2 separate regions of the Homo sapiens genome follow, and region 2 is linked to region 1. Evidence: read pairs that join two places in POLR2A ChIA-PET (ENCODE). Cell type or tissue: PC-9. All regions are shown on one strand. Links, peaks and the distances in the headings refer to the core of each region. The heading gives the core; the rest is flanking DNA.

Region 1 (6,008 bases), core at 1,981-4,480:
TATTTCAATGATATAACCTGCTTATTCATTTGTTTTTCCAGTCTTTGTAACATCCAACATTAGCAATTTTGAGCTCACACCAACATAAATTGTTGTCACTTGCTATCTGTGAAGAAATGGTTCTAGGACCTCTCCCCTCATGGATTAAAAAATAAAATCCACGGATGCTCAATTCTCTCACATAAAATGGTTTATAATATTTGCATATAACCTACACACATCCTTTCATATACTTTAAATCATCTCTAGATTACTTATAATATCTAATACAATGTAAATGCTATATAAATAGTCACTGTATTGCTCAGGGAATAATTACAAGAAAAAACAGTCTGTACATGTTCAGTACAGACACAACCATCCATTATTTTTCCCCAAATATTTTCAATCTGCAGCTGGTTGACCCACAGATGCAGAACCCATGGGTATGAAGGGCCAACTGTAATTATTAAAATCTGTGCTAATTTTAATTTTTAATTATTTTTAAAATGTGACCTCTATAAAATTATCAAAACTATTAACTGACTAAAGTTATTTAAGGTCAATGTGTCTTTCTCCTAACAGTACTTTGAAAATCAAGGTAAACCAATGTCAATGAGAAAAGAGATTTTAAAGACTTGAATACAAGGTGACTATGTCTTTTCACAAGTACATTTTTGGGGAAAACTCATCTCAAATTTGATATCTGTCTTGTACATTCATTATGACTAAGAATATTTCCTTCCATTATAAATGAGTGAACAATTTCCATGTCTCATTTCAAAAAATGCTGTAGTCACTATTACATATCAGTAGACGTGGTGAACTATGTTGCAGACTTTGAAGGCCAAACTTTACGTGTAACTCTGTTGAAAGCACCCATGCTGTTTAATATTTCTTATATATTTTAAGTTCCCTGTTAAATATGTAGGAAACTTAATTATTTGACTGTCTTTCCTCCTGAGGTCTGAAAACCTATTCAGTCAGGTATAAATAAAGTCTAAGGACAGCTAACCTATTACTTTGCTATATGCTTTTAGGCAAGTAATCGCTTGAGGTGTGAAATATACAAAGATATTTTTTAAGGGTCTAACAATTTATTAGAACACAGGTACTTAATCTTTTTTTGGGAAACAGACTCCTGGTGAATCTCAGAATGCTATTCTGTAACTCTGTTATTTCAGACCAGGATCCCGCATGCCTATCCACCAGCTCCCTAAGTAGTCCCTACTAGGGGGAAAACAGATGTTTCTTAGTGAGTAATTTCAAAAAGGAAACAGTGGCAAAAAATCACTTTAGAGCTTGCAAATTAAGATTCACTACACATAAGATTTTAGAAGTTTGTTTTTTGAAAGTTAAAGATACATTTAATTATCTTTATAGAACTCTTACTATTGAGCTCTAATTCTAAGAAAGAATAAACATGGAAAATGCATAATTCAATAATTATTCAATAAAGTTTCAGGTGAATATCAAGGCATCTCTCATCAAATTTTATACACATAAATAAGCTCAAATTGATAAACTCTTCTTTTGACACTGTTTGTATAACACTTATCATCAAGACCATTATAGACTCCTAGAATTCTAAAATTGAAATTAATTGTATAGAATTAAAATTTTTATGCTTAATATCTTGCAAAAAGGTTTGGTTTGAAGGCAAAATTAAACATATGTTCCAGACGAAAGAAAATGAAGAAATGTTCCTTTTCCATCAATACCAGATTTTCTCAAGAGTCACTGTGTGTGTGTGTGTGTGTGTGTGAGAGAGAGAGAGAGAGAGAGAGAGAGAGAAAATATACCAAACTTAAGCTTAATTTCTGTTTTGTGTGCTCTGGCACAGAAATTACACATCAGTGACAATACTAATTATTCTTACATGACTTCAGCAAATAATTAAAAAACAAAACGAGAGTGAGACAGAGAGAAAGACAGATGGAGGGAGGGAGAGGTAAGGGTGTTTTACTCTCCCCCATGAATGCAAACCCCCATCCAGAGATGGGTGCTGGTATGAGACAATTCTAATCCATGGCAAAATCACAAGAGAAAAAGACAACACAGGTTTTTCATAAAGCTAGATTTATTTAATTTTAAAGTGCCCGTCCTTTATTCTACATAGAATGATGGAACAGGGTAGGAAGTATTTAAAAATAATCAGGGAACATAAAACTGAGATGAAAACAAGCAGAGAAGTAACTGACCAGGCAAATGCTTGAAGGAAAAGCAGTCAGTTCAGAGGGTCAGTAAACCCCTCACTGGTATGGCTCAGGCAGCATGAACTTAGGTGGTGAAGGGTAGGAACTCATGTCAGAGAGACTGGTTGGGGCTAGACCATATAGTACACCTCGAGAGCCTGAGAGACTTTGGATTTTATTCTTTGTTAGACGGGAAATCAAGAGAGGATTTAGGCGAAGCTTAAGAGTAACTTAATTTGGCTTTTTTTTTTTTTTAAAGGTCCTAGCTACTCCATGAGGAATGGGCTAAAGAGGGTATAAAACGAAAGCAGGAAAATGCATTAGGAGGCCAGTGATAGATAATGATGGCCTAATAGGGTGGTGAGTAGTAGTTGAATAAAGGATATACTCTGAGGCAGAACTAGTAGGAATGGATGGATGGATGATATGAAAGGGTTAAACTATACCCATCTTCTCCCTGAAAGAGAAATTAGGGTACATAAAAATCAATTTCTATAAATTTCAAAGAGGATATGTCAATTATATCGAAATACATTGAAATTACTGGTTACAACGTATGTTAAAAAGTTAATTTGGTAAATAAAAATTTTAATAAACGACAGTCATGTGCAGCATGACATTTCAGTCAATGATGGACCATATATACAACGGTGGTCCCGTAAGATTATAAACAAGCTGAAAAATTCCTATTGCCTAGTGATGCCTTGATAGACCTAAGCAAATACATGAGTGTGTGTATCAGTTTTCAACAAAACAAAAACATCTAAAAAGTAAAAAAACAAAAAAATTCAAATAGAAAAAAGCTAAGTATGAATATAAGGGAAGAAAATATTTTTGTACAGCTGTACGTGTTTAAGTCAAGTATTAAAGAGTCCAAAAGATTTTAAAAAATTAAAAAGGTTATAAAGTAAAAAAGTTACGGTAAGCTAAGGTTAACTCATTATTCGAGAATGAAAATTTTTAAATAAATTTAGTGTAGCCTAAGTGTACAGTGTTTCCAATGTCCACAGTAGTATACTGTAATGTCCTAAGCCTTTACATTCACACACCACTTACTGAATTACCCAGAACAACTTCCAGTTCTGCAAGCTCCGTTTATGATAAGTGCCCTATAAAGGTGTAACCTTTTTAAAAAAATGTTTTGTATCTTATTTTCACTGTACCCTTTCTGTGTTTAGGTATGTTTAAATACACAAATACCAATGTGTTACAACTGCCTACAGAATTCGTATAGCAATATGCTGTACATGTTTATAGCCTAGGAGCAAGAGGTTATATCATCCAGGTTTGTTTAAGTATGGTCCACATTCACAAAAGTGCCTGACGCATTTCTCAGAATGTACTCCCATTGTTATGGCTGTAGTTTAAACTATGGCTGTAGTTTAAAATTAAATCAGACTTCATCTTGGATATACAGCATTAGAATCTTTGGTGTGTACAATTTGTCAGCTTTATTCAAGCAAACAAGTCAAGGGCTTATATATACTTTGTTAAGTGACCACCTTTTTACTTGACACTCACACCAGACTTTCTAAGACAAATTGAGATTTTTTTTTACCAGGAAAGAATATATGCATGTAGCAAAACCAATGTTTCTTAAACCTTTTTTGAACACAGATCTAAAACGTTTAATCAAGACATTTAATCTTTCCTTTGATTTCATAAGAACTAAGCAGCATATTCTAAAAAGTAAACAGAGGTCAGGAATGGTGGCTCATGCCTACAATGCCAGCACTTTGGGAGGCCAAGGCAGGCAGATCACTTGAGGTCAGGAGTTCAAGACCAGCCTGGCCAACAACGTGAAACCCTGTCTCTACTAAAAATACAAAAAATTAGCCAGGCATGGTGGCATGCACCTGTAATCCCAGCTACTCAGGAGGCTGAGGTGGGAGAACTGCTTGAACCCAGGAGGTGGAGGTTGCAGTGAGCCAAGATCATCATGCCACTGCACTCTAGCCTGGCCGACACCACGAGACTACGTCTTAAAATAAAATAAAATTAAATTAAAAATACAGAGATAAGTAAGCTAATCCTCTGTACCAAACCAAATCCCCAAAAGGAATTGGTCTCAGAAAGTAATAAAGAATTAAACTGGAAGACGTAATGGAGCCACTTAAGTTGGCTGGATTTTCCCAGTATATTCCTCCTTCATTATTTAGTTTAGACTAGCTATGAATTCCTAAGGCATGACATTCTCAACATTTAAATACAGTATTTCAAAGCCAAATGTGGTAAATCAGAATAATCACAGAAATTTACCAAAAAAAAAAAAAAAAAAAAACAAACTTCAGATAAAATAACCAAGAACTTCAGAGAAGACGGGTAAAGTGGTCCCTGATACAGGCAGGATGAATGGCAATTAGGGAACCAACGAAGTAAGAGGCAGGCCTGAAGATACACAGAGGATACACCTAAAAATCCCTGAGATCATCACCTCAACATGACTTTGCAGCACTAACTATCTTAGAACCCAACACAAATCTTATGTTTCAGCTTAATTTTGGCTATTCACAGTTGTTACTGTTCATGGTAATCTCTGAAAAATGTCACTTTAACTCTCAAAAATGCTGTCTGTAACCTTTGTGATCTTCAACAATTAAAATTCAAGCTGATCAAACCAACCCTATATATTTATTGAAATTATTTATATCATCAATATCTTTTCATCTCTACGGTCATTTCCTAGCTGATATGGTTTGGCTCTGTGTCTGAACCCAAATATCACCTTGAACTGTAATAATCCCCACGTGTCGCAGAAGGAACCCCGTGGGAGGTGACTGAATCATGAAGGCGGGTATTTCCTGTGCTGTTCTCATGATTGTGAATAAGTCTCATGAGGGTGGAGCCAAGATGGCCGAATAGGAACAGCTCCAGTCTATAGCTCCCAGCATGAGTGTCGCAGAAGATGGGTGATTTCTGCATTTCCAACTGAGGTACCGGGTTCATCTCACTGGGCAGTGCCGGACAGTGGGTGCGGGACAGTGGGTGCGGCGCACCATGCGTGAGCCGAAACAGGGCGGGGCATCGCCTCACCCGGGAAGCCCAAGGGGTCAGGGAATTCCCTTTCCTAGTCAAAGAAAGGGGTGACGAATGGCACCTGGAAAATCGGGTCACTCCCACCCTAATACTGCACTTTTCCAACAGGTTTAACAAAAGGCACACCAGATTATATCCCGCACCTGGCTCAGAGGGTCCTACGCCCACGGAGCCCGGCTCATTGCTAGCACAGCAGTCTGAGATCAAACTGCAAGGCAGCAGCCAGGCTGGGGGAGGGGTGCCCGCCATTGCCAAGGCTTGAGTAGGTAAACAAAGCAGCCAGGAAGCTCGAACTGGGTGGAGCCCACCACAGCTCAAGGAGGCCTGCCTGCCTCTGTAGGCTCCACCTCTGGGGGCAGGGCACAGACAAACAAAAGGCAGCAGTAACCTCTGCAGACTTAAATGTCCCTGTCTGACTGCTATGAAGAGAGTAGTGGTTCTACCAGCACACAGCTTGAGATGTGAGAACGGGCAGACTGCCTCCACAAGTGGGTCCCTGACCCCCCAGTAGGGGCGGACTGACACCCCACACGGCCAGATACTCCTGAGACAAAACTTCCAGAGGAATGATCAGGCAGCAGCATTTGTGGTTCACCAATATCTGCTCTTCTGCAGCCACCGCTGCTGATACCCAGGCAAACAGGGTCTGGAGTGGACCTCCAGCAAACTCCAACAGACCTGCAGCTGAGGGTCCTGGCTGTTAGAAGGAAAACTAACAAACAGAAAGGACATCCACACCAAAAACCCACCTGTACGTCACCATCATCAAAGACCAAAGGTAGATAAAACCACAAAGAT
Region 2 (6,008 bases), core at 1,766-4,265, 710 kb after region 1:
TTTTTCAATGCAAGAGACAGCACTTAGACTACACCAAATTAAATGAGTACTAGTTTATGGCATTTTCACTAAACAAAATTAAATGGGTAAATTAAATCCCAAGCAACTGGGATTATAGGCGCCCACCACTATGCCCAGCTAATTTTTGTATTTTTAGTAGAGATGGGGTTTCACCATGTTGCCCAGGCTGGTCTTGAACTCCTGACCTCAAGTGATCCACCTGCCTTGGCCTCCCAATATTAGGATTACAGGCATGAGCCACCGCACCCAGCCATGATTGAGTGTTCTTATGGCCCAGCAACAAAACCAAAAGATTAATATATGGCGTGTTTATCACATTTGACTTGGACTTATATTAATCAAGATAATTATTTCAAAAATGTAGATGGCCAATCATTAAGCTGGAAAATGCCATATTGAAAATAATCATTAATTTCCATTAAGTAGAGTTCAAACAGAATACACACATATAAGACATAAGAACCAAGTAATTGTTCAAATTTTTATTTTAATGCACAGTATGAGAAATGAACTTTTTTAAATCAACTGATTTGTATGGAAAATGACACGGCAAATAAATTAGACCTATGTTAAAGCGAAGGTCAGCTAAATATCCAAACTTAAGGATATAATGGGCACCGATAAACAGATTCCACAGTCTTCTTTAATAGAGTATCTTTCAAACACAACTTTGCTAGAAACTGGTCCAAAGATCGACAGCACGTGGGAATGCTTAACAGGGGTGGTGATCAGGGACACGTTTCCTATGAGAGTAAGAAAAAAGTCAATAGTGAAAAATGAAGAGCATGATTTTATCCAAAGTATTATACTAAATACAAACACAACTAGAATCCTGTATTAAAACTGTTATAACTCTGCAATGGTTTGCATGTGTGTCCCCTATAACACTCACATTGAAACTGAATCCCCAATGTGGCAGTATTGGAAGTTGGGCTTTTAAGAGGTGACCAAGTTATGTCATGGACTAATGGGTTATATAGGATGGGACTGCTGGCTTTAGGTGAGGAGGAAGACAGACCTGAGCTAGCCACTCAGCCCCCTCCTCTGTGTGATGCCCTGCACCACATCAGGACTGTTCTGCCTTGGGACTCTGCAGACACCCCCACCAACAAGAAGCACCTTCTATTCTCATCTTTTATTCTTTGATGACCATACAATAAGGGGGCATAGAACAATCTTTTGGAAAGATGGGATAAGGGTACTAGTAAATTTGTACTTAATGCTTGTTCAAGGATCTAAAGCTTGAGAAACACTGCTTTTAGAGGCAAACACAACAGTTACGAGAAGCTGAAGAAGCTTAAGAACAGATCAAAGAGTACAGCATTATACAGGGATCATATAGAGAGATAAACTTTTCACCCTTGGTAGCTTATGGGGGGACTAGGATGCTAACCATTGTCAAGAGTTATGAAGCAGCTGTCACAGGGCACTGATCTGAAAAAAAAAGTCTTCTGGAGATTAATAAGGAATATGAAAAAGAAGCCCATGGTCTGGTAGGTCTGGAAGGCTGAGTTAAAATTCAGTTTCTTTATTGCAAATTACTCAGAATTTGCTAATAAAAGATACCTGATCTCTAAAACAGTATCAGACCAAACAAGGTATTATACATTTTTTAAGCGTTATTTCAACTGTGGGTGAGGGCACTGACTTCTTGTGAAGATTTCTGGGAGTAGGTGTGGCTATATGACCTTGCCCTAGAACACTTTAGTTACAGAACTCAGTTTCCTTTTGCTATCATTCTGTTTAAAGACAATAGAAAGCATCACAGCATCTACTGTCCTCAGTACTTGACCTTTCCAAGCATGGCTCTTTCTGTGCCTTTTCAATCCTAAGAGCTACCTCAGCTGCCCATCCCTCTTTCCCCTTAAGTTTTTCTGGCTTAAGTGTTAAGAGTTGTGATATTTTAAATAACTTACATACTTTTATCCAGGCAAAACTGTCTCTGCTTTTCATTAACTCTAATTATAAAATAAATACAGCTCCCTATTTTGTTTTGCTGTTAGTAATTTTTTCTGAGAAAAGTGTTAGGGTACCTGGGTGCCGCTTTGATGATGTTGTCCACACGCAGAATCACCTCTGCTGCTTCAGCTGCACTCAGAAGAACCTGTCGCTTCACTTGAAAACTTTCTGTTATACCCAGGATAGCCATATCTCCAATGGTGCCTTCCCTCATATCTGCAAAGAAAAACAAATTTACTAAAAAGCAGTTTTAACTAAAGTATCAAAACATCTCTAATGATTTATAATAAAAATTAATCCTATTAATAAAATTAGGACACCCAACTACTTTACTCAGTAGGTAGATAAGCCTACAAATGAGCTCAAAGAAAGCCTTTAAAAAAATTAAAAGGGGCCGGGTGCAGCGGCTCACATCTGTACTCCCAGCACTTTGGGAGGCTGAGGCAGGTAGATCACCTAAGGTCAGGAGTTGGAGACCAGCCTGGCAAACATGGTGAAACCCCGTCTACTAAAAATATAAAAAATTAGCCGGGCATGGTGGTGGGCACCTGTAATCCCAGCTACTCAGGAGGCTGAGGCAGGATAATCACTTGAACCCAGGAGGCAGAGGTGGCAGTGAGCTGAGATCATGCCTCTGCACTCCAGCCTGAGTAACAACAGTGAAACTCTATCTCAAAAAATAAATAAATAAAATAAAAGGGGCCAGGATCAGTGGCTCACACCTATAATCCTAGCACTTTGGGAGGCTGAGGCAGGAGGATTGCTTGAGGCCAGCCTGAACAACATAGTGAGACTGCCCCCCCATCTCTAAGAAAATAAAAATAATTTAGTCAGGCATTGTGGCACATGCCTTTAGCCCTAACTACTTGGAAGGCTGAGGAAGGAGAACTGCTTGAGCCAGGGGTTCAAGGCTGCAGTGAATTATCATGGTGCCACTGCACTCCAGCCTGGGGAACAGAGCAAGACCATTGTGTCAGTTATAATAATAGTAATAACAACAATAATGTCAACTACTGATCACCCATATTAATAGAAGACAACATATCAAATAATAAAAAACAAATGGAAGAAAATTCATAAGTTACCTACCCAACTTCTCTTCTTGTGAGAATCCTGCTTCATTTTCTCACAGATTAACTGGTGCTCCCTCTTGTTCAATGACAGGATTATCTACCTTCTTAAGACTACTCTATAATGTCCAGCACAGCTTGTCAGAAAGTTTTTCAATATGAATTAAATCTGCCTCATTGGCCACTTTTATCTATGGACTAGAGATCTGTGATCTGTACTCAAGATTATCTTGCAGTAAGTTTACTATGAAATTAGAAGTTAATACTGATTGTATAAACAACATAATAGTTTATGTTATTTTTCAGAATGTAAGTATTGTTTATATTTAAATCCTATAGTCGTTATATACCAAATAGTTACAAATCTTCTAACCAGTTTTACATGTCTTATGGAATAACAAAGTTTGGGAAATGCTGAGCATATAAAGTCACACACATTTTCCCAGCACATGTAATGATTATGAGGACAAAGTCCAAAAGAGTCTTTTATACGGTTATTGTAACTCTTTATGTTCCAAAAGAAAAAAAAAGCTTAGTGAAAAGAGTTACTTTTAACAACGGCCACAAAGTTCCCCTTGATTGCTTACCCAATCCAGCAGTGGTATTGCCTTCACTGTGAGCAGCCCTGAGCTGTGCCACCAGGTCTGCACTGTCATAGCCTGCATTGTCAGCTATGATGGTTGGCAACTATGAAAATGAAGAAAACAAGTAACTACTCACTCTACTGTAAGAACCACTGATTTACTCCTAACTAGGATAGCTTTTTAAAATTATACATTTAGGAACAATGTAAAATCTGCTTCAGTTACTGCTCACGAAGAGGAGAAACTCCAGAATCAAATTTAAAAGCAGTATTAACCAGTTCATTTTCTACTCATTTTAAAACTATCAATAACCACAAAACTTAAGTTCGGATCTCTCATTTTGATTAACTTACCATTCTCAGTGCTTTAGCATAAGACTCCATTGCAACAGCTTCTTTGCCTGGTGTTCTATTGGCAAGCTGTGTCACAGCATGAGCCATCAACATCTCAGAACAGCCTAAAGATTAAAATTCCAATAAAATATTGCAATGCTTAGTTGTCTCCAAGATACTGAATTACTGACTTTAAGATATGCCAAGCATTTTAAAATTTAGTGCAAAAGCAATATAAGATTTCTGTAAGAACCATTAAAACCACTTATGACTTATATTGTACTTTAAGAAATTAAAAATATATTCAACATTTTCTAAATGCTTACCTCCTCCATAAACTGTTCTAGAGTCCTTTACAGTTTGCGCAAGAACACAAAGAGCATCATGCAATGATCTTTCTGCTTCATCTAAAATTTGTTGAGTGGCACCACGCAAAACAATGGTACAAGCCTCACCTAAAATTAAAAGACACAGTGACCACTTAGGGATAAAAAGTTTGCCTTCTATTATTTATGCCGGTGTTGGTTATATTACTGGGTTCTGAAAGCTGACCTGTCTTCCTGTATTATACATTCTCCAACAATCAAGGCTCATAATGGTTCTAAGTTATCAAGGAAAAAAAACTGTTGAACATGCACTGTTCACAAAGACACGGTAAATATGAGGTTGACTCAAGAGACTGAAACAAAGTATGTATCATGCTTCTGAAGAGTTAAGACTTGTAAGATATGCTATTCTAGTAACTACAATAACCTTTACTTCAACAGAGCCTAGCAAGAATTTAGACACCCTAACCAGGATCTACATAATCACTCACCAAGGGCAACCCCAGAAAAGTGAATGAGTTTGTCTTCTCCAATCATGACTTCCTCGATAAGTTTGCAACTTCCAAGCTTCACCAGTTCTGGGTGATCAAAGGTAGAGGCAATTTCACCACCTATAAACATAAACATGTATTAGTTAAATGCACAGCAGGCTTAAAATTCCTGTTTTCTAATAAGCAGTAATGGATAGATAATGATAGGTAATGTGTTTCACATTTTAAAAATTGATTGCTGATTATATTCCTGGCACTCTTTTTAAATACTTCATATCGACTAATTATTTAATCTTTAAAATAATCCTCTTGGATAGGCTCCATTATTATCCCATTTTACACATGATAAAAATGAGGCCAAGAGGTTTACCTTCCTATCCAAAGACCTAACTAGGATGAATATAAAAAGCTGGGGTTCAAACTCAAGCAGTCTGGCTTCAGACCTATAAGCACACACTATACAATACTACCTTCCCAAGGTTAAACTGAGTCTTAAAGCAGTTACTTTTGAGTTTAAATTCAGATTCTCTTCTGAATCCAACCTATAAGACTAAGACCTCATGATACAATTCCCAGCACAAGACATGAAAATATTTGTCCTATAAGTCAACCACTATACACTTCATGAACTGCTTAATAAGCACCTGATATCTCTAATTATCACAAATGAAATGTCCTAAGGCCTAAAAAAACAAGAAATGCATACTAAGAATTTCCCAGACCAAATTTAATAAGAACAAATTAATTTAGTCCTTATGTCTCATTTCTATTCCTATTTTCCCTCCATCTTCCATGCTGTAAACTGAACAGGTCAGCCACTTCGTTCCCTATTTCCTAACTAAGCAAAAGTCAGGTTTCCATTTCAAAATCCTTTTCTCTAGCTGACTACTCCTTTCATAATGTGAATTGCATATATTATCAATCAACCCTTCTTTTCCTATGCCTTACTGATAAATCTGTCAATGCTCTATTATTTATTTTATAATAAATTCATAAAGACTCTGGTCTTTGAAACTACTAATTTATACTCATAATTTGTATAAAGTTCTTTTTACTTTTGGCTGGCAAAATTCTGAGACTGCTTTGTGTTCTAGATGTGAGACACAACAGATATTTGGGACGTCATATCCAAAAATAAGACTAACTTGGCTTATGAAACTTTTCACTTCATCCTTCTACATGAGACTTTTCTTTCTTTTTAAAGAGAGAGTGTCTTGCTACCTTG

What was found. ChIA-PET counts read pairs that join two places held together with the same protein. Peaks named below come from ENCODE experiments on the same cell type or tissue, not always from the same donor. Only the 100,000 strongest peaks of a DNase experiment are listed, where the experiment ranks them.
Region 2: POLR2A ChIA-PET joins it to region 1 with 6 read pairs; 2 of 35 experiments call an interaction of 5 or more read pairs at or near these places.

The regions. Positions count from the first base shown.
Region 1 is chr12:70,304,321-70,310,328 of GRCh38, reverse strand. The region is part of intron 2 of CNOT2 (CCR4-NOT transcription complex subunit 2); the gene reads right to left. Among named protein-coding and RNA genes, the nearest start is that of KCNMB4, 59 kb to the left of the region's middle. In PC-9, for the core only: no CTCF peak of the experiment used is centred there; no DNase peak of the experiment used is centred there; H3K27ac peaks cover 378 bases.
Region 2 is chr12:69,596,051-69,602,058 of GRCh38, reverse strand. It overlaps CCT2 (chaperonin containing TCP1 subunit 2), which reads right to left. Exons shown (of 16, transcript NM_006431.3): 11 at 4,784-4,903; 12 at 4,293-4,421; 13 at 3,988-4,091; 14 at 3,638-3,737; 15 at 2,055-2,196; 16 at 489-764. The coding sequence ends at 734. Among named protein-coding and RNA genes, the nearest start is that of LRRC10, 12 kb to the left of the region's middle. In PC-9, for the core only: no CTCF peak of the experiment used is centred there; no DNase peak of the experiment used is centred there.